Regions from separate parts of the Homo sapiens genome. Here region 1 is linked to region 2. The links are chromatin loops, found by intact Hi-C in ENCODE. Cell type or tissue: CD14-positive monocyte. All regions are shown on one strand. Links, peaks and the distances in the headings refer to the core of each region. The heading gives the core; the rest is flanking DNA.

What was found. A loop is a pair of places that touch in the nucleus more often than their neighbours do. Peaks named below come from ENCODE experiments on the same cell type or tissue, not always from the same donor. Only the 100,000 strongest peaks of a DNase experiment are listed, where the experiment ranks them.
Region 1: it touches region 2 in a loop (4-fold over the local background); 2 of 110 quality-filtered maps call a loop at or near these places.

What each region holds. Positions count from the first base shown.
Region 1 is chr10:71,752,011-71,756,010 of GRCh38, forward strand. All of the region lies in intron 38 of CDH23 (cadherin related 23), which reads left to right. VSIR (V-set immunoregulatory receptor) reads right to left here. Exons shown (of 7, transcript NM_022153.2): 4 at 3,349-3,456; 5 at 965-992. Among named protein-coding and RNA genes, the nearest start is that of VSIR, 20 kb to the right of the region's middle. In CD14-positive monocyte, for the core only: no CTCF peak of the experiment used is centred there; DNase peaks (open chromatin) are centred at 716, 1,741 and 2,831; H3K4me3 peaks cover 4,000 bases; H3K27ac peaks cover 4,000 bases.
Region 2 is chr10:71,881,667-71,897,446 of GRCh38, forward strand. No RefSeq gene overlaps it. Among named protein-coding and RNA genes, the nearest start is that of LINC03139, 11 kb to the left of the region's middle. RefSeq lists a silencer at 7,412-7,501. In CD14-positive monocyte, for the core only: CTCF peaks have their summits at 7,522 (motif pointing right) and 7,907; DNase peaks (open chromatin) are centred at 6,375, 7,305 and 8,585; H3K4me3 peaks cover 2,784 bases; H3K27ac peaks cover 4,000 bases.

The sequences.
Region 1 (4,000 bases), core at 1-4,000, 130 kb before region 2:
AGGCCCACAGAGCAAAGGCCATGGGCTGCACCTGCCCACCTGTCCTGAGCTGAGGGCATCAGGGCCCACCAGAACAGACCCCAGCTCCTCCCTGTGGTCTGACCATCAACCCCGGGCACAGCCAGGAAGCCAAAAATCACAGACACTTCTAGAACTTCAGCCTCAGGAATTTGGGGACAAGTTTCTCTTTGGTCAATAGAGTTGATGGCATTAGGATCGAACATCCCCAAAGCCTGTCTTGAGCTGAGGGGAGGGGTTCTCTTCTCTTCCCAGTTGGGAGTGGGATAACTTCTGAAGACCCCTGCAACTCTTAGATTCTAGATGAGTTGCAAGCAGGACTTCCTTCAACCTGTCTTGAAGATCATCCCTTTCAAACACCTAGAGGAGCTTTGTGTTTGGTGTTGCAGGTACCGGGGCAGGAACTTGGGTTCCCTGAACACACCCTCCAGGCCAGGCTGCATGGCAGCTTCCTGCCCAGAGCACACCAATACACAGTCCCCATCCCCTCTGCCCCTAGACCCAGCCCACTGCACCACTCTGGGACCCCTCAGCCTCTGCCCTTGTGGCCTGCAGCGGCCTAACAGCTTTCTCCTTGGAGTTCTCTGCGGGCAGGAGGCACAGCTCAAGGGCTGTGGCTGGGGCTGGGCCCGCTGGCCTCCTTTGCATGTCTCACTGTCTGCCCCAGACAGTGCTTCCTCCCTGTCCCCATCCTGGCCCAGGCTGACCACTGAGACCCGAAGGTGGGTGCATGACACATCTGAGCAGAATCAGAGCTCAGCCTGCTGAGTCGGGGTGGCAGGAGAACAGCCAATCTGCACAGATGTGCAGGCTTCAGCAGCAGATGGCAGAGGCTCTTCTGACCAGCTGCTCTAGGCAGCTAAACAGGGCCCCTACTGCACAGAAGTATCTCTTCCTGGATAGCCGGCCCAGGAAGTTTTCTCAAGAAGGTCTCCATGGGCCTTACCTGTCCATCCGCACCAGCTCCTGGGCACCTAGGGACAGACAGACAGAGAAGCTGGTCATGGAAGGGAAGGCTTCCCCATACAACATCCCTGCCCCTGCTGGCAGATGCCCTGCAGGGAACAGGAGCGAGCCCAGGAGGGCCCTGCACAGCTCCGGACTCCATTTCTTTTCACATGGGTGCTGTCCAGCAAGCGATCTGCGTGTCTGTCCAGCAGATGGGGCCTCCATGAGGGGCCCATTTTGACGACTGATAAATGAAACTCTATCTGCATTTTCCAGGAGTGTAAGAACGCTATCTGCCATCAGGAGACCAAAGGCAGCCAGCGCTTTCTCCTATGGCTTGACTTACACAGTGTCAGACCTTCAGGATTTAAGTATCGAGCAAAGGTCAACTCTTGAATTTGCTAACTGGTGTCTCTTGTTTGAACATTTGCCAGGTTCTGGTCTTTAGCCATGACTTACTGGGTGGGAGTGTTTAAGGTCAGTTCCTAATTAGAGGGCTCCTGGTCCTCTCTGTCCTATCCCCTACATTGCCTAATAGGGTGGCATTCTAGGGGACATCTCTCAGGGAAACCTTACAAGGTGCAAGTCCCCGATCACTTCCCAGCCACTTCACTCACTTTCTGCTTCTCATCCAAGTTGCTGCCGCTTGCCTCAGCCTTGGGACACCCCACCCCCCAAACTGGCCACCAATTAGATGCAGTGACCCCAACTTCCCTCTTTCATGCAGCACCCCATGTCCTCCCACAGATGCTTCTCGTTTTAAGGAGATTTACTGCTGATTACGATGGGGAAACAGATGGTGGGGGAGGGGCACAACAACAGAACAAACACAGGGAAGTTACCCAAAAGTTCCTGAAATCTATTCAAACCATGGCTATTGCTTACAGCCGACTCATGGGTCAGGCTTCGTGCAGGTGCACACGGGTATTCCCTCATCTCATCCTCTGTGCCACCCTTTGGGGTGAGGGTTGTTGGTCCCATTTTAGAGCTGGGGAAACTGAGGCTCAGTCCAAAGCAGGATGGAAATCCACACCTGTTGGCCTCTCCAGCAAACTGCCGTCCTCAAGGCTCCCAGCCCTTTCCTTTTCTTTTTTTCCTGAGAGTGCCTCATTCCTGAGCAGGCTCTCTGGGCCAGCCTTCCACCAGGGAGGGCACAGCAACACCTGCTCCCCCTGCCCTGCTGCCCAGCGTTGCTCTTCTGTTCCAAGCCCTTTACCTGCCCCCACCCACCCCCAGCCATGGGTATTCCTGCAGGTAGGTTGTGGTGTGTTCTAGGAGAGGAATAGGGGAGTTCTGAAAGCAAGGGTGAGGTGGCCACAGCCCCCGAGTGACCCACTATGGGGCTTCACGTGGGGGCCCCCGGGAATGAGGGGAGGGAGGGATGACAAGTTGTTAAGGGCCGGCCACAGGAAATAAGTTGCGAGCCAAAAGCCACCTGGCACCAGAGCAATCCTTTCTCAGTTACCTCTGTAGCCAGGCAGACGGGAAGAGGCCAGGGAGGGGAGGCAAGGGTAAAAAACTCCCTAGCCCCTTCTTGGAGGACTCAGACTAACCAAGACTCAAGGGCAGGGTCAGGAACTAGGCAAGGGGCACTGTCACCTGGCCAGGGTGGGAGGTGAAAGATGTTTGTGCCCATGACTTAAAGCCCAGCCCCACCACTTATTTGCTGTGTGGTTCCTTAGGCAAGTTACTTAACCCCTCTGTGCCTCCGTTTGCCCATCAGTAAAATGGGGACAATGGTAGGACCAAATTCTTGGACTTGCAATGAGGAGTAAGTGAGAGCATTTTTATTATATGGTGGACTTCTATTCCCTGGAAAGAGCATGCGTTGAAAGCTCTGAGATTGAGTCCTAGCTCTGCCACTTACTAAGTTACGTAACATTCAGTCAGTTATGTAACCCCACTGATCTTAGCCTTCTCATCTGGAAAAAGAAAGGGTTGAGCTAAGTTGTCTGTAAGACCCCTTCCACTTCTGATATTCCAAAGATCATTTTTTGTCCCAACAATTGCTACTAATTACAAAACAAGCACGCCCATACCTTAAACAGGTCCCCCAAGGATCTCTGAGTGGCAGCAACTTGCTTTTATAAAGCAACTTGAGCTACTGCATATGATCATTCATTCAGAAGACATGTATTGAGTGCCGAGCCAGCACTGCCTGGGAGCCAAAGGGGCTGGTGGGCACTTGGCCCCCGGAAATGGCATGCCTCCTTTCTCTCGGCCATTTCGCCCAGCTCCTGGCGGGAAGTGCAGCTGCTCCCAACTCTCAAATGAAAAGGAATTGTGCCTGCATCGTGCCTTTGCGAATCCCAGGGGCTGAACTGGGGGCTGGAGCAGGTCACTCGCACCGTCCACCCACCCCAGGCAGGGAGGAATACTCACGGCGGTTGGAGGCTGCCTGCCTTTGCTTGTAGACCAGGAGCAGGATGAGGGGGAGGCAGAGGATTCCTACGATGCAGGCACCCGTAGCCAGGGCTGCAGCCGTGATGTCTGAAAGGGCAGAGAGGTAGCCAAGGTGAAGCCCCATTCCCATTGCTCCTCCTGAGCATAAACTGAGGCTCAGAGAGGGAAGGCCAGGAAGCAGGAGACCCGCCTTTCCCCAGAGTCCCACAGCTAGACCCCCAGCAACCTACAGAGGCATGGAAGATAAGGCGGTTCTCCTTTCAAAGAGAGCCCTGTGCCTGCCGCCCTATGCCCCTGGAGCACTCAGAAACAAGACCTGTCACCTACAGCTCAGGCAGCTCCAGGCAAGAGAGGGAACAGAGTCCTCATCCCAGCCCACAAGGTACAGCTGGAACACCCTTGGCTACAGGTTGTTCTCTGAAAAGGGAGAGCAGGGCCTTCGCAGACCCCATGCCACAGAGCTCAAGGTCAAAAGAAGCCTAAGTGATGAAAGTTTTGAAAATAGACAGTGGTGACGGTTGCACATTGTGAATGTAATTAATGCCACCAAACTGTAGGCTTAAAATGGTTGAAATGGCAAATTTTACATTATATATGTTTTATCATAATAGATAAAAAGCCCCAACTCATC
Region 2 (15,780 bases), core at 5,192-9,191:
CACCATATTGGTCAGTCTGGTCTCAAACTCCTGACCTCAGGTGATCCACCCGCCTTGGCCTCCCGAGTAGCTGGGATTACAGGCATGAGCCACTGTGCCCGGCCTTTGTGTGTGTGTGTGTGACAGGGTCCTGATATGTCACCTAGGGTGGAGTGCAGTGGCATAATCTAGGCTCACTGCAGCTTTGACCTCTGGGGCTCAATCGATCCTGCCCCCAAGTGGCTGGGACTACAGGTTTGAGCCACCATGCCCAGCTAACTGTAAATTTTTTTGTAGAGACGAAGGTCTTGCTATGTTGCCCAGGCTGGTCTCAAACTCCAGGCCTCAAGTGATTCCCCCGCCTCAGCCTCCCAAAATGCTAGGATTACAGGTGTGAGCCACTGTGCCCAGCCTTCAAAAGATATTTTTGAACTGAGGTTTCTCCCACATGATGGGCATAGCACGTGTTAAAAATAAAATTGCTTCTTTTTCTTGTCAATCTATCTTTTGTTTGAGGAGAATGCCTCAATCACGAACTTGTGAGGGATGAACAAAGATGATGTCTTTTCTCTCCTTCCCATGCATGTGGGAATGGGTGAATCCAGGGTTTCTAGTGCTGTTTCCCTGAGTCTTTTTTTTTGAGATAGAGTCTCACTCTGTCACCCAGGTGCAATCTCGGCTCACTGCAACCTCTGCCTCCTGGGTTCAAACGATTCTCCAGTCTCAGCCCCCTGAGTAGCTGGGATTACAGGCACCCAGTACCATGCCCGGCAATTTTTTTTTTTTTTTTAGACTGGAGTGCAGTGGCACGATCTGAGCTCACTGCAACCTCCGCCTCTGGGTTCAAGCAATTTTCTGCCTCAGCCTCCCAAGCAGCTGGGATTACAGGTGGCTGCCACCATTCCTGGCTAATTTTTGTATTTTTAGTAGAGACGGGGTTTCACCACGTTGGCCAGGCTGGTCTTGAACTCCTGACCTTGTGATCCACTCACCTCAGCCTCTCAAAGTGCTGGGATTACAGGTGTGAGCCATCATGCCCAGCCTCCCTGAGTCTTCAGTAACAATCTTGTTTGGCCTCTGGGCAGGCCAAGGAGGAGGAAAGTTACTTGGAGCTTCTCTACCCTGATTTTCAAGGAAGGGAAAACAGAACGAACCGTGAGCCAACAGGCCCTGTTTTCTTTCTCTTGGGAGAAGGCTGGCCTTGGGGAGATGTTCTAGGAAAGGTCACCTTTCCACTCCATGGTGCCAGGTAGGAAACCAGAAGGCCTTCCTTACAAACGAAGGGAACATTTCTTGCCAGATCTCTGGAGGAAAACTTGGAGGGAAAGGTTTGCTGCTATCCTGGAGAAGAAAGATAACAGTACTATCCAACCCCATCTGACCTCTGGAAGGCAAAGTCAGGCACATTATCTTTCAAGCCACGTGGGAAGGAAGGCAAGAGCTAGAGGAGAGACATGGAGGAGGCCCAGGGAGGGCAAGTGATTTTCCCAAAGCTACATAGCCAGCCTTAGACCCAGCTATGAGTTGAACCCACAGGACCTTCTCTGTCCATTAAACCACGGGGAAGGAGGACAGAAGCAGGGAAAACTGAGTCTGTTTGCAGGAAGAAGATTCAGAAAAGCAACTGGACTTACTAGAAAACGAAAGAAAAATTATCTTTCGAGGGGCACCACGGCTCCACCTGCGCAGAATGCAATTTGGCAATGAGGAGTCAGGGACTCAAATGTGTTCCTTTCCGTTAGCCCAGTAATTTAACAGCTGGGAATGCGTCCTAAGGCCTATGGCCAGGAAAACACTCATACAGAGATGCTGATCAGGGCATTAGTTCAATGGTAAAAGACTGGAGATGAGCCAAATGTCTGACAATAAGAAAGCTGTTAAGAAAATCAAGACAGTCACAACATGTTATAGGCCCAATCAGAGGGCCATTTGTGAGGGCTTTTTCATAACGGAGAAAAATATGAACATCAAGAAGTCAGGTGTAGAAAAACAGGATGTGAAATAATTTATGCTGAATAACAACAGCTATTTTAAAAAGGCATAGGAGAAAGATAGGAAGCAAATGGGCCAAAACGGTACTGCAGTGGCTTTTGTGGGATGGAACTGGGGAGAACTTGGGGAACTTGGGTTTTTTATTCTTCTTGTTGGCATTTTCTTTAATATATATGTATTGCTTGTTTTTTTTCCAGACAGGGTTTCACTCTTGTTGCCCAAGCTGGGTGCAATGATGCAATCTCAGCTCACTGCAACCTCTGCTTCCCGGGTTCAAGTGATTCTCCTGCCTCAGCCTCCCAAGTAACTGGGATTACAGGCGCGCACCACCACACCTGGCTAATTTTTTGTATTTTTAGTAAAAACAGGGTTTCACTATGTTAGCCACCTGAACTCCTGACCTCAGGTAATCCGCCCCCCTCTGCCTCCCAAAGTGCTGGGATTGCAGGTGTGAGCCACTGCACCCGGCCTGCTTTTTTCTTTAAAAATGAAAAATATTTTACACTTCTTTTCTGATTATAAAATCAGTAATCAGTATGGCCAGGCATGGTGGCACTTTGGGAGCCCGAGGCCGGTGGATCAATTGAGGTCAGGAGTTCAAGACCAGCCTGACCAACATGGTGAAACCCCGTCTCTACTAAAAATACAAAAATTAGCCAGGCTGTGGTGGCATATGCCTGTAATCCCAGCTACTTGGGAGGCTGAGGCATGAGAATCGCTTGAACCTGGGAGTCAGAGGTTGCAGTGAGCCCAGATCGTGCTACTGCACTCCAGCCTGGGCGATAGAACAAGACCTTGTCTCAAAAAACAAAAACAAAAACAAAAACAAAAAACAGTACATTCTGCTGGTAAAAAAATAAAAATACAAACAATATAGATATGTATGAGAGTAAAAAGTGAAAGAACCCCTGTAATTCCACTGCCCAGAGATAACCAGTGTTAATAGTTAATATTTTCTTAGTCATGCACACACACATAAAACACAGGCAGTGAGGTAAGTGGTCACATTCCTGTACCTATATACACATATACACATGGACACCCACATATACACGTACACAGAGTGAAGGGAAAATAGAATCTCAGGACCCCAAACTCACTATGCCAAAGGGAAAAGTTAAGCTTGGAAACTGAGTCACACCAAAAGCTGCCCTTTCTTTTTTTCTTTCTTTCTTTCTTTTTTTTTTCTTTTGAGACAGATTCTCACTCTGTTGCCCAGGCTAGAGTGCAGTGGCACAATGTCAGCTCAATGCAACCTCTGCCTCCTGGGTTCAAGCGATTCTCCTGCCTCAGCCTCCTGAGTAGCTGGTATTATAGGTGCCCACCACTATGCCTGGCTAATTTTCTTATTTTTAGTAGAAATGGGGTTTCACCATGTTGGGCAGGCTGGTTTCGAACTCCTGACCTCAGGTGATCCACCTGCCTCGGCCTCCCAAAACGCTGGGATTACAGGCGTGAGCCACCACACCTGGTCAAACTGCCTTTCTTTTTGTTTCTAAGCAGATAGCTACAAAATAGAAGACCGTGTCTCCGCTGGTGGCTTCCCTCACCCTGACCATGTACATTAACACCTTATCTTCACAGGTATAAGACAAAGACAAGACTAGAAATCACCCCTCCAGCCACCCAGAGACAAATGCAGATTTACTGAGCCGGCGACAGAGGCATAATTGCCTGTGCCTCCACCCTCTCCTTTCATAGGTAACACGTGGATTTGGTGAGCACTAATCAAAGCCTCACAGAAATGTGCCCCCTTATCTCACTGCCTACCCTCCTTTTTTTTTCCTTCCCCACTTTCCCTCCTGCCTGCTCTTTCTCCTTCTAATACTGAAGCCCTCAAAATCTTCTCTGAAAAAATTATGCGGCCACAGATCCCACTGTGGCATATGCCTCTTTTTTGGGGCACGTCCTCAGTCTTGTCAAAATAGACCTCTAAATATTGATGGAGACTTGCCTCAGACACTTTTCTGGGTTACAACACGCATACATACATATACACATACATACTACATATACACATCCGTATCTATACATGCACTTATGCACATATACACATACCTGTGTGTATATATATATACACACATGGACATGCATGTATGCACAAATACATACACATATATACATGTGTGTATATAGAACTACTGTTTTGGAACTTATTTTTTCATGTAACATGATATATCCATTTCTCCACATCAATTCATATAGATCAATCAGCCTCATCCCCTTTATATTTAACATTTTTTCTTTATTTAAAAAAACCTTTTTTTTTAGAGATGGGGTTTCACTATGTTGGCCGGGCTGGTCTCAAACTCCTGACCTCAAGCAAGCCTCCTACCTCAGGCTTCCAAAGTGCTGGAATTACAGGCGTGAGCCATTGCACCTGGCCAGACTCAATCTCTGTTTTTTTTGTTTGTTTGTTTGTTTTTTTTGAGATAAGCTCTCATTCTGTCACCCAGGCTGGACTGCAATAGCGTGAACACAGCTTACTGCAACCTTGACCTCCCCGGGCTCAAGTCATCCTCACCTCAGCTTCCCAAGTAGCTGGGAATATAGGCATGTACCACCAGGCCTGGCTAATTTTTGTATATTTTGTAGACATCGGATTTCACCATGTTGCCCAGGCTGGTCTTGAACTCCTGGGCTCACACAATCCACCCGCCTTGGCCTCCCAAATTGCTGAGATTACAGGTGTGAGCCACCGTGCCTGGCTGCCTCTTCCTTTCCTTTCCTTTCCTTCCTTCTTCCTCCCTTTATTTTTATTTATTTATTTATTTATTTATTTATTTATTTATTTATTTATTGAGATGGAGTTTTGCTCCTGTTGCCCAGGCTGGAGTGCAATGGCCCAATCTCGGCTCACCATAACCTCTACTCCCAGGTTCAAGCGATTCTCCTGCCTCAGCCTTCCGAGTAGCTGGGATTACAGGCATGAGCCACCACGCCCGGCCAATTTTTTTGTATTTTTAGTAGAGACAGGGTTTCTCCATGCTGGTCAGACTGGTCTCGAACTCCCGACCTCAGGTGATCCGCCCACCTTGGCCTCCCAAAGTGCTGGGATTACAGGTGTGAGCCACTGCGCCCAGCCCTTTTTTCTTTTCTTTCTTTTTTCTTTTTTTTTAACTTAAAGACTTCATTCTATTTGATGGCTGCTTAATTTCCACTGTAGGATGCAGAATTTTTTTTTGGTAACAAATCTCTTATCTCTGGATTTTTGTGCTGTTTCCAATTACTTTAATCATGACATATGACTCTGCAATGAACATATACCTCGGCACATGTGTTTTTCCTAGAAGTGTAATTGCTGGAGCAAACAGAAGGCATGTTTAATGCTTTTCCTCCACATTAATACATTCCTTTTAGAAGATTGTACAGGTATGAATTTGAAGGTAGTACTCATTTCCCCATATTTATGCAGCATTAGCATTTTATCTTTGCCAATGGTATAGGTGAGAAAATGTTTCATTGTTGGTTTAATTTGTGTCTCTTTAAAACTTGGTGAGACTCCTTTTCCATGATTACAGCCTATGTGGATTTCTTATTTTGTGAATTGCATTTATGTACATCTTTGGATGGTTATTTATTAGAACTGCATTGCCTTAATAATTGCAACAGTAATATAAATCTTAGTTTTTGTTTTTGTTTTTGTTTTTTTTGAGACAAGAGTCTCACTCTGTTGCCCAGGCTGGAGTGCAGTGGCACAATCTCAGCTCACTGCAACCTCCGCCTGCCTCCCAGTTTCAAGAAATTCTCCCACCTCGGCCTCTCGAATAGCTGGGATTACAGGCTTGTGCCACCATGCCCAGCTAATTTTTGTATTTTTAGTAGAGACGGGGTTTCACCATGTTGGCCAGGCTGGTCTCGAACTCCTGACATCAGGAGATCCACCTGCCTCAGCCTCCCAAAGTGCTGGGATTACAAGCATGAGCCACCATGCCTGGCCTAAATCTTAATTTAAAAAAAATATATATATACTTTTATATATACATATACCTTATATATATCTTTTATATATATACACCTTATATATATCTTTTATATATATATATCATATATATCATATATATATATATATCATATATATATATACTCTCACACACACATATACATATATCTTTACCCCATGATCTCCAATCTGAAGACAGAGAAATTTGCATGAAGGAGGCACACTCAGGGTGGTCTGAGGGCAGAGCCCTGGCGTGGGCAGTGGGAGTTCCTGCTCCAGGCCAGCTTTGCACCTCGCCTGCTGGGAGGGCTCAGGCAGAGCATCCACCTGGGCTTCTGGGAGCCTCTGCTTCCTTCTTCAAGGCCTGTGGCTTTCAAAATCTTAATATGGAATCCCACCATGATAGCCCAGTGTTTCTCAATCCTGGCTGCCCTTTTGAAAAACTGGAGGAACTTTAAAAATATATACCTCTTCTCAGTCCCCAGAGATACTGACTCAATGCCTGACTTAAAAAGCTGCTCAGGCGGGCAAAGTGGCTCACACGTGTAATCTCAACCCTTTAGGAGACTGAGGTAGGAGGATCGTTTGAGCCCAGTAGTTCAGGACCAGCCTGGGCAACATGGCGAGACCCTGTCTCTACATAAATAATAAAAAATATTAGCCGGGTGTGATGGTCCACGCCTATGATCCTAGCTATTCGGGAAGCTGAGGAGGGAGGATCGCTTGAGCCCAGGAGGTCAAGGCTGCAGTGAGCCAGATCGTGCCACTGTGTTCCAGCGTGGGCAACAGCAAAACTCTTGTCTCAAATAAATAAATAAAAAATAAAAAACAAAACAACAACAACAAAAGAAGAAAAAGGAGGAGGAGGAGAGAAAGAAAGAAGGAAGAAAAAGAGAAAGAAAATTAGAATGGGAAGAATTTCAGTTTTATAACTGTAACTGATTATTTTAAACGTATTTTTATTGTAAAAATAAAACCCGGATACAGAATCCAATGGTTCTGATGTACGGCTTAACTAATTACTACAAAGTGAACTGCCTCCGAGACCAAGAAAAAGAACTTTGCCAGCCACAGCAGAAGTCTCTCCACGCGCCCCACCCCAGTCACTCCTTCCTCTTCCATAAGTAGTCATCCTTATTCTGACTCACAGGACGCATTAATTGCGTTTTTAACAGCAAGTCCGCTGGAGGTGGGAGGCGCTCGGGGAAGCTTCTAGGGCCGTCAGGGCCCATTCCCTCCGCTAACACCCCTCTCTCCCCAACCCTCAGGTTGCGCAAGACCTCTCCAGCCCGGCGAACCCGTGGGGCTCAGCAGTCCTCCTCCACGCTCAAGATGCAGTTTGATGCAATCCTAGAGGACGCAGTTTCAAGTTTCTCGAGATAGAGAAGCGAAAGAGGATCCGAAACCGCGCTTCACATCTGAATCTGATTTCAGATTCCTCCGGAATATAGCGGAAGCGCGGGGTTGAGGGCGCAGACCGGGGCAGAGGAGAGGCGCGCAGGTCTGCTGGGACGCAGCGCGGGGCGAGCAGTGGCGCACTCGTGGCCTGACGCATCCGCGAGACTGCACGCGGCCAGGCGGGGGCACGAACGGGTTGGGGCATGCGCGGGCAGCGTCGAGTGGGTCCCTTGGGGGTGGGGGTGGGGGGCAGTCGAACTAGGGAGAGAGTCTGTGGAAGGGCTCAGTTGTCACTTCACACCTTTCCCCGCTGTTTATTGATCTTTAACTCTCTCTGTGTGTCCTCTCTCTCTCTCTCTCTCCCTCTCCTCTCTCTGTTTCTCTCTCTCTATCCCTTCCTGTCCACCCTTTGGGGCCATCTCTTCCAAGAAACAACCGTCTCTCCCAGCCCATGGGAAATTGTCTCTCCTGCGAACTTATCCAACCTGAGGGGGTCTCATCCATGCCGATACCGGCTGCTTGTGGAACCTTGTAAGAGTTCTTCCCTCTCCCTGTAAAATGGAGATAAGCTGTGTGGTGCTGAGGCCAGCGCCGGGCACACTCACCCTCACCTTCTTCCTGAGAGAGGAAAGAGCCTGGAGACCTGGATTCTACCTCTGCCCCCAACCCCTACCACAGGGTAGCCCTGCCACCACCTGCTGGTTCTTTGGGCAAGTCACTCTTTTATTGGACTTCCATTTCCTCAGCTCTAAAATGAAGGAGGTGAGCCCAGTGTGGTGGCACCTGTAGTTCCAGCTACCTGCAGGCTGAGGCAGGAGGATCGTTTGAGCCCGGGGGGCAGAGGTTAGAGTGAGCGGAGATCTTGCCACTGCACCCCAGCCTGGGCAACAGAGCAAGACCCTGTCTTTAAAAAAAAAAGTGATTAAAAAATAAAAATAAAATGAAGGAGTTAAACAAACTCAGGAATTTTGTATGAATGGCATAAATGAGCACATTAGAAGGAAGCAACTTTCCTTCTCTCTTTTTTTCAATCCTGTACAGGCCAGCTTCCCCTCTGCCCTCTGCTCCCCTCCTCCCTCCCTACCATCCTCCAGCCCCCCAAAGCCCTCCCAATTTGAGCCTCCTTTTGGAAAACATCTCTGAGTATGGTACCGTTGGTATCGGTGACTAAGAGGCTCCAAGGATACCCTTCTGGGGGATTTCCAAAATAATGAGGAAGTCCATTTCCAAAATCATGGGAAGTCCCAACTGGGCCTCCCAGACAGTTGGCCACTGAGTCTGTCCCCTAAAGGATCTGCTTGACTTGCACAGTCTTAAAGGCATCATGTCTGGTTTTTAAACATAATTTCAGTTAGTAGCCAACAGTTCAGATCAAGGGATCACACGGCCTGTTTGACCTGTTCTTGCAGGGTCATGCATGCTCCACTGAGCCATGGGAAGTGTCCACACCCAGCCATGGGAGCCCTGTGGGATCTGAAACTGACATTTCTGCTTTAGGTGCCTTAAGCTGAAGAAATGCATAGTAGCGGGAATTGGAGTGCAAGTGAGTGCAGTAGGGGAAGTATTTTGCCATAAGAAACCCTAAGCCTCTATGGACAAGAAATTCTCCAGGGGCAGACTGGCCTTGACCCCAGAAATGTCACATTGGACTCGGCCTTGGTTTTCCTCATCTATACAATGGTCAATCAGACTAGTGGTTTGTTTTTTGTTTGTTTGTTTGTTTGTTTTCTCTGTCGCCCAGGCTGGAGTACAGTAGTGCAATCTCGGCTCACTGCAACCTCTGCCTCCTGGGTTCAAGCAATTATCCTGCCTCAGCCTCCCAAGTAGCTGGGACTACAGGTGCACGCCACCACATCCAGCTGATTTTTGTAATTTTAGTAGAGATGAGGTTTCACCATATTGGTCAGGCTGGTCTCAAACTCCTGACCTCAGGTGATTCACCTGCCTTGGCCTCTCAAAGTGCTGGGAATACAGGCGTGAGCTACCACACCGGGCTCAGATTTGTGATCTTTAAGGGTCCTGTGAACTCAGCACTCTAGACATTTTAGGGCCTGTGCACTTCCGCGGTAATGGTTTCTTGTTTTGTCCTCACTCGGAGGGCACACTCCTCAGGCTAGTGGCATGGGCCATTGTCCTAGAGTCCCTGGGGCCCGGCCCTACCATGAATTCTGCGTCTCTCCCTTCAGCCCTTGTCCCTCCCTCCGTGCCATGGCTTGGCACCGTTCTTGTCTTTGCAACCCTCCACAGGCGCCTCCTCCTCTGACCCTTCAAACCTTCCTGCCCTCAAACTCTGTCTCCCTACACCTCCCTGCCTTCCACTCTATGTTTCTGCCTTCTCCTTCAGCCCACAGATATTACTGACCATGGTTGCCAGCCCTATGTTAGGCCTGGGAATTCAAGAGAGAATTAGAGCCCTCTGTGGACTCCCAGCTCTACTAGGGAGAGAGACCCACAAATAGGGATAGAGAGGGGTAAATGCTTCAGTGGGTGAGTACAGGGCCTGCAAGGCCACTCAGCTCAGACTGAGGGGGTCAGAGAGAGCTTCCTGGAGGAGGCAGTATCTGAAGTGAGAAGCGGAGGGAAGTCCACCAGGCACACACAGCAGGTCGGCGAGAGTGCCGCAGGCTGAGGATGCGGCATATGTGAAGGCCCAAGGAAAAGCAGAGCACGCAGCATGCAGGCCCTGGAGGGGTGAGGCTGCACCTGGGGAGGTCTCATCCCAAGGCTGACAGCAGGTTTAGGGTCTGGAAACGCCACATGCCCTGCTGTCTCCCTGGCTGTTCAACTCCTTCCAGGCCTGACATTCACCAGCTCCTTGAAGACAAGATCATGCAGATACTTTTCAGCACACACATCTGGTCTCCCCGGCAAGTGCCCAGCTCTGGGCCTGTACCCTCCCAGCAGCACCACACAAGATGGCCGACCTGAGCTCATCAACTGCTCACTGGGGTCCCTCCCCTGACCCTAACCCTGCTTCAGTCACCCAGTAAGGGATCCCTGGCATGCAACATGTCCTTGGCTCCAGAGGGGTTAGATCCTTGGGGCTCCAGCAGGCAGAGCTGGAGCCTCGTGGCGTTTTGAGTACTCATAGGGACGGTTTGGGTTGTTGCAGGGATGTGGGAGGCACTGCTGGTGTTTGGGCCAGAGACCAGGACGGCCGAACATCCTGCAATGCTCAGAGCCGCCCTTTGGAACAACAACAACAAAAAAACTGTCCAAAGTATTCTGATTTTCAAATGTCCCTTCTGTAGCGTCCCCTAGTTTGTCCCACTTTCTTTCCGTGTCCTGACCGAAAATCTAGAGTGCCTTGACTGTTTCATGACCCAACCAGCTGCAGGGCTTCCCAGCAGGCTTGAACCCAAACCAGGGCCTCGAACATTCCCAGGCACTGATAAAGAAGTCTAGGTTATTGCCCAAAACCCTGAACAAAACTGGCCCCAGGCTTGAGCCCAATTCCTTAAAGCCTCAGAAAAATTCCACACCCTGACCTCATGGCTGTGGACACACCTAGGTGGACCTCCCTTTCTCTCCTGGCTGCCTGAGGATGTGCACGGCCCTGTGGAAGTGAGCTCCCCTAATAAAAGCCTGGACTCATCACCCCGGCGCTTCGTGCTTCTCTCTTTGGAATCCCAGCTGGCCCCCCTTCAGGATGATTCAGGCACTCCCTTGTGGGAACTCCTCTGCCACCACTTTTGGGGCAACCCTAGCTGAGGGCTGGGGGTGAGACAAGACACTTTCACATATTCGTGTCACTGAAAAACCAAACTCCATTTCACACCTAAACATGAGGTATTTTTGAATATTTTATTTTATTTTATTTTTTATTTATTTTATTGTATTTTTTGAGACGGAGTTTTGCTCTTGTTACCCAGGCTGGAGTGCAATTGCACAATCTCGGCTCACTGCAAACTCCGCCTCCCGGGTTCAAGCGATTCTCCTGCCTCAGCCTTCCAAGTAGCTGGGATTACAGGCATGCGCCACCACGCCTGACTAATTTTGTATTTCCAGTAGAGATGGGGTTTCACCATGTTGGTCAGGCTGGTCTTGAACTCCTGACCTCAGGTGATCCACCCACCTCGGCCTCCCAAAGTGCTGAGATTACAGGCACCCAGCCTATTTTTTATTTTTGAGACAGAGTCCCACTTTGTTGCCAGGCTGGAGTGCAGTGGCACAATCTCGGCTCGCTGCAACCTTCTCTTCCAGGGTTCAAGTGATTCTCGTGCCTCAGCCTCCCGAGTAGCTGGAACTACAGGCGTGCACCACCATGCCCAGCTAATTTTTGTATATTCAGTACAGGCGGGGTTTCACCATGTTGCCCAGTCTGGTCTTGAATTCCTGACCTCAGGTTATCCACCTGGCTCGACCTCCCAAAGTGCTGAGATTACAGGTGTGAGCCACTGCACCCAGCCTTTTTGCATATTTTAAAACATACTCTGAGAACACAAATGAATGGAAGATTGGACTTTGTTTTGTAGGGAACTTCGCCAAGAGTTTAACCATTTCAGAGAATCACAGCACTGATAGCGGCTTCTCTCCCAGGTTCAGGTCACCAAAACAGCATCCTCCACCATCGGCGTTGGTGGCTGGGTATCTGTGATGCTTCCCATGCAATGTGAGCAGCTGCCCACTGAGTCCCGGAGTCCTAAGACCCTTCCCTCACAATCCTAAGACAGTATTGCCTTTTCACTGTGATGGCATTGGTGACATAAAAGCCACTGTGGGCAGGGTGCAGCGGCTCGCACCTGTAATCCCAGCACTTTGGGAGGGTGAGGCGGGCAGATAGCTTGAGCCGCAGAGTTTGCCCAGACCAGCCTAGGCAACATGGCAAGACCCCGTCTCTACAAGTAATAATAATAATAATAATAATAATAATAATAAAATTATCTGGGCATGGTGGCACGCATCTATAGTCCCAGCTACATGGGAGGCTTAGGTGGGAGAATTACTTGTGCTCGGGTGGTAGAGGCTGCAGTGAGCCGTGATCGTGCCGTTGCACTCCAGCCTCAAAAAAAAAAAAAAAAAAAAAAGCCACTATGGGTGAAACTGCTGGAACTTCAGGAAGCAAGGCAGTGGCCACAGACTAGGCAGGTCTCTGTGCACTCCCCTAGATAAGCACTTGTGGGGACAAAATATGCCTGTGTCACTTAAGTACATACCCTTTTGATCTCCTGTGTGATGAAGCAGGGATGCACACAGAGCGCCTGCTCCAGAGCAGGGGACTGGCTCGCAGAAACAACTTGTCAGAGGTGGAGCCACGCGAGCCTCTGGTCCAGGGAACACAGTTTATCTTATTTTTTAAATTAATTAATTAATTTATTTATTTATTTATTTTTGAGATGGAGTCTTGCTCTGTCACCCAGGCTGGAGTGCAATGGCTCGATCTTGGCTCACTGCAACCTCCGCTTCCTGGGTTCAAGCAATTCTCCTGCCTCAGCCTCCTGAGTAGCTGGGATCACAGGCACACACCACCAGGCTGGGTAATTTTTGTATTTTTAGTAAAGATGGGGGGTGTCACCATGTTGGTCAGGCTGGTCTCGAACTCCTGACCTCGTGATCTGCTTGCCTCTGTCTCCCAAAGTGCTGGGATTACAGGCGTGAGCCACTGCGCCCAGCCGAGAACACTGTTTATACGGGAAAGAACGACGAACAGACACATGATGGGTATTCAGATCTGGGCATTTGGCAGACAGACATTTTCTCATAAATGAGCAAAGTGAGCCTGTCCCTTCAAGAAACTGAAGCATTTGTTGCCAATGATAAAGTTGGAACTTGGAGCTTTCAAGGGAAAATTAGAATTTTGGAAAATTTGTGTACACCACCACAAGCTTGACAACTTCTCAATATTTAAAGATTTTTCTGATGCGATGGATGGCAGTGCTAACAAATGCTATTTTTTGACACTGTTCAGTGACATGTCATCTTTTGGGAGATGTATGTGATTTAATGGGTACAAAATTTCAAAGAGGCCACATGATGCTGCACATCACATGTAGGTAAAACAGCCATTCACGGTACAAGATAGGCCAGGCACAGTGGCTCATGCCTGCAATCCTAGCACCTTGGGAGGCTGAGGCAGGCAGATCACTTGAGGTCAGGAGTTCGAGACCAGCCTGGCCAACATGGTGAAATCCTAGCTCTACTAAAAACAGAAAAATTAGCCAAGCATGGTGGCATGTGTCTGAAATCCCAGCTACTCAGGAGTCTGAGGTGGGAGACTCACTTGAACCCAGGAGGTGGAGGTTGCAGTAAGCCAAGATGGTACCACTGCACTCCAGCCTGGGCAACAGAGTGAGAGTCCTTCTCCAAAACAAACAAACAAACAAAAGTACAAGATAGGCCCGTGCATTTTAATATAATAAAGCATGAAATGTTCATTGATATGGGTTCAGATTCTACATTATAATCAACCTTAAAGAAACAATTGCTTGTTAAGTTTTGGCGTAGCATTAAAGAAGAATATTCACAATTATCTGAAAAAGCTATCAAAATACTCGTCTTTTTTTCCAACTCCGTGTTTGCGGGAGGCTGGATTTTCTTCAATCAAAACAATATATTGCGGGACGCAGTGGTTCATGCTTATAATCCCAGCAGTTTGGGAGGCTGAGGTGGGCGGGTCACCTGAGGTCAGGCGTTCAAGACCAGACTGGCCAACATGGTGAAACCCCATCTCTACTAAAAATACAAAAAAATTAGCTGGATGTGGTGGCGCACTCCTGTAATCCCAGCTACTCGGGAGGCTGAGGCAGGAGAATCACCTGAACCTGGGAGGTGGAGGATGCAGTGAGCCAAGATCACAACATTACACTCCAGGCTGGGCGACAAGGGCAAAACTTTGTTTCAAAATAAAAAAATAAATAAAAATTTTAAAAGCCCCAACATATTGCAACAGACTGAATGCAGAAGTAGACATGAGGCTCCAACAGTCTTTAATTAAGACAGTTGCTTGAGAGATTTGCAAAAGTGTAAAACAATGCTGTTTTTCTCACTAAATTTCTCTTTGTTTTGGAAATGAAGGTATTTTTCGTAAAAATATGTTTATGTTTACATGTAATGAGTTCATTATTACTTTTTGATAAATTAATAAATATCTGGGTCCTCAATAATTCTTTTAAAAATTTTTTTATAATTTAAAATAGAGATGAGGGCTGGGCTCGGTGTCTCGCGCCTGTAATCCCAGCACTTTGGGAGGCCAAGGTGGGCAGATCACTTGAGGTCAGGAGTTCAAGAACAGCCTGGCCAACATGGTGAAACTCTGTCTCTACTAAAAATACAAAAATTAGCCGGGCGTGGTGGCTCATGCCTGTAAACCCAGCTACTCGGAGGCTGAGGCAGGAGAATCGCTTGAAACCAGGGGGCGGAGGTTGCAGTGAGGGGAGATCACCCCCCTGCACTCCAGCCTGGGCGACAGAGCAAGACTCCTTTTCAAAAAAACAAACATGTAGCAATGAAGCCATTAAAATAATTTATTTTTTATTTCTTTTTCTTTTTGTATGAATCGACTTTGGATAAGAAAAAAATCTACTTTTTAAAGAGCTGGGTTTGTGTGGTGGGACACCTATTGGGTGCAACAATGTGGAGAACACTGCCCTCTGGCGGTCACTCCCAGTATAGTACCAGAGAGGTGGGGAAGCTTCCCTTGCTATTCTAGGACTGACCATGAGACGGCAGAAGAATACAGTATTTGCTTCTTTTCTATTTCTATTATACTTGCTTTTCTTTTTCTTTTCTATTTCTATTTGCTTCTTTTCTATTTTCTGTTCCTTCTTTTCTATTTTTTTAAATTTAAGTGTAGCTAAGGGGACTCACTATGTTGCCCAGGCTGATCCCCGACTCCTCGGGTCAAGTGACCCTCTCACCTTGGTCTCTCAAAGTGCTGGAATTATGGGCATGAGCCACCATGCCTGGCCTAAAACCCTGTTCCTAATCTCTAGGTTGGTCCTCAAAGCCTCACACTCAGCCGGGTGCCCAGGGATTGGGGCAGGAGTGACCTCACAGAGCTGCCCACAGTAATGATGCCTGAAGTGCTCCAGCTAGCAGGCTAAGCCTTGTCTTCTCTGCCTCCACAGCAACTCATAGCAGCCCTAGGGAAGGCCACATCCCAGACCCCTAAACCCAGAGAGACAGAACGCAGACCTGGGTGGCAAGGACTCAGTAAGTTATTGAGTGCCAAACCGGGCCACCACTGTGCTTGGCTTTAGGAAAACTTGACATCTATAAAACTTTTAATCTCTAGTAGGTGCTCAAAAAAGCCATTCACTCTTTCATGTAACCAAGAAAAGATGTTTGAGCACCTGCAAAGTGCCAGGCACTGTCCTAGTCACTGAGGACACAGTGAGAAGCAAAAGGGGCCCAGGTCCTGCCCACATGGGACTTATAATTTGGTGAGGGAACAAAAAAAATTTAGTCTCAAAAAACCAAAGTTTGGTTAGATGCTGTGAAAAAGGATGGGGTTCTTTAAGGGCACCTGA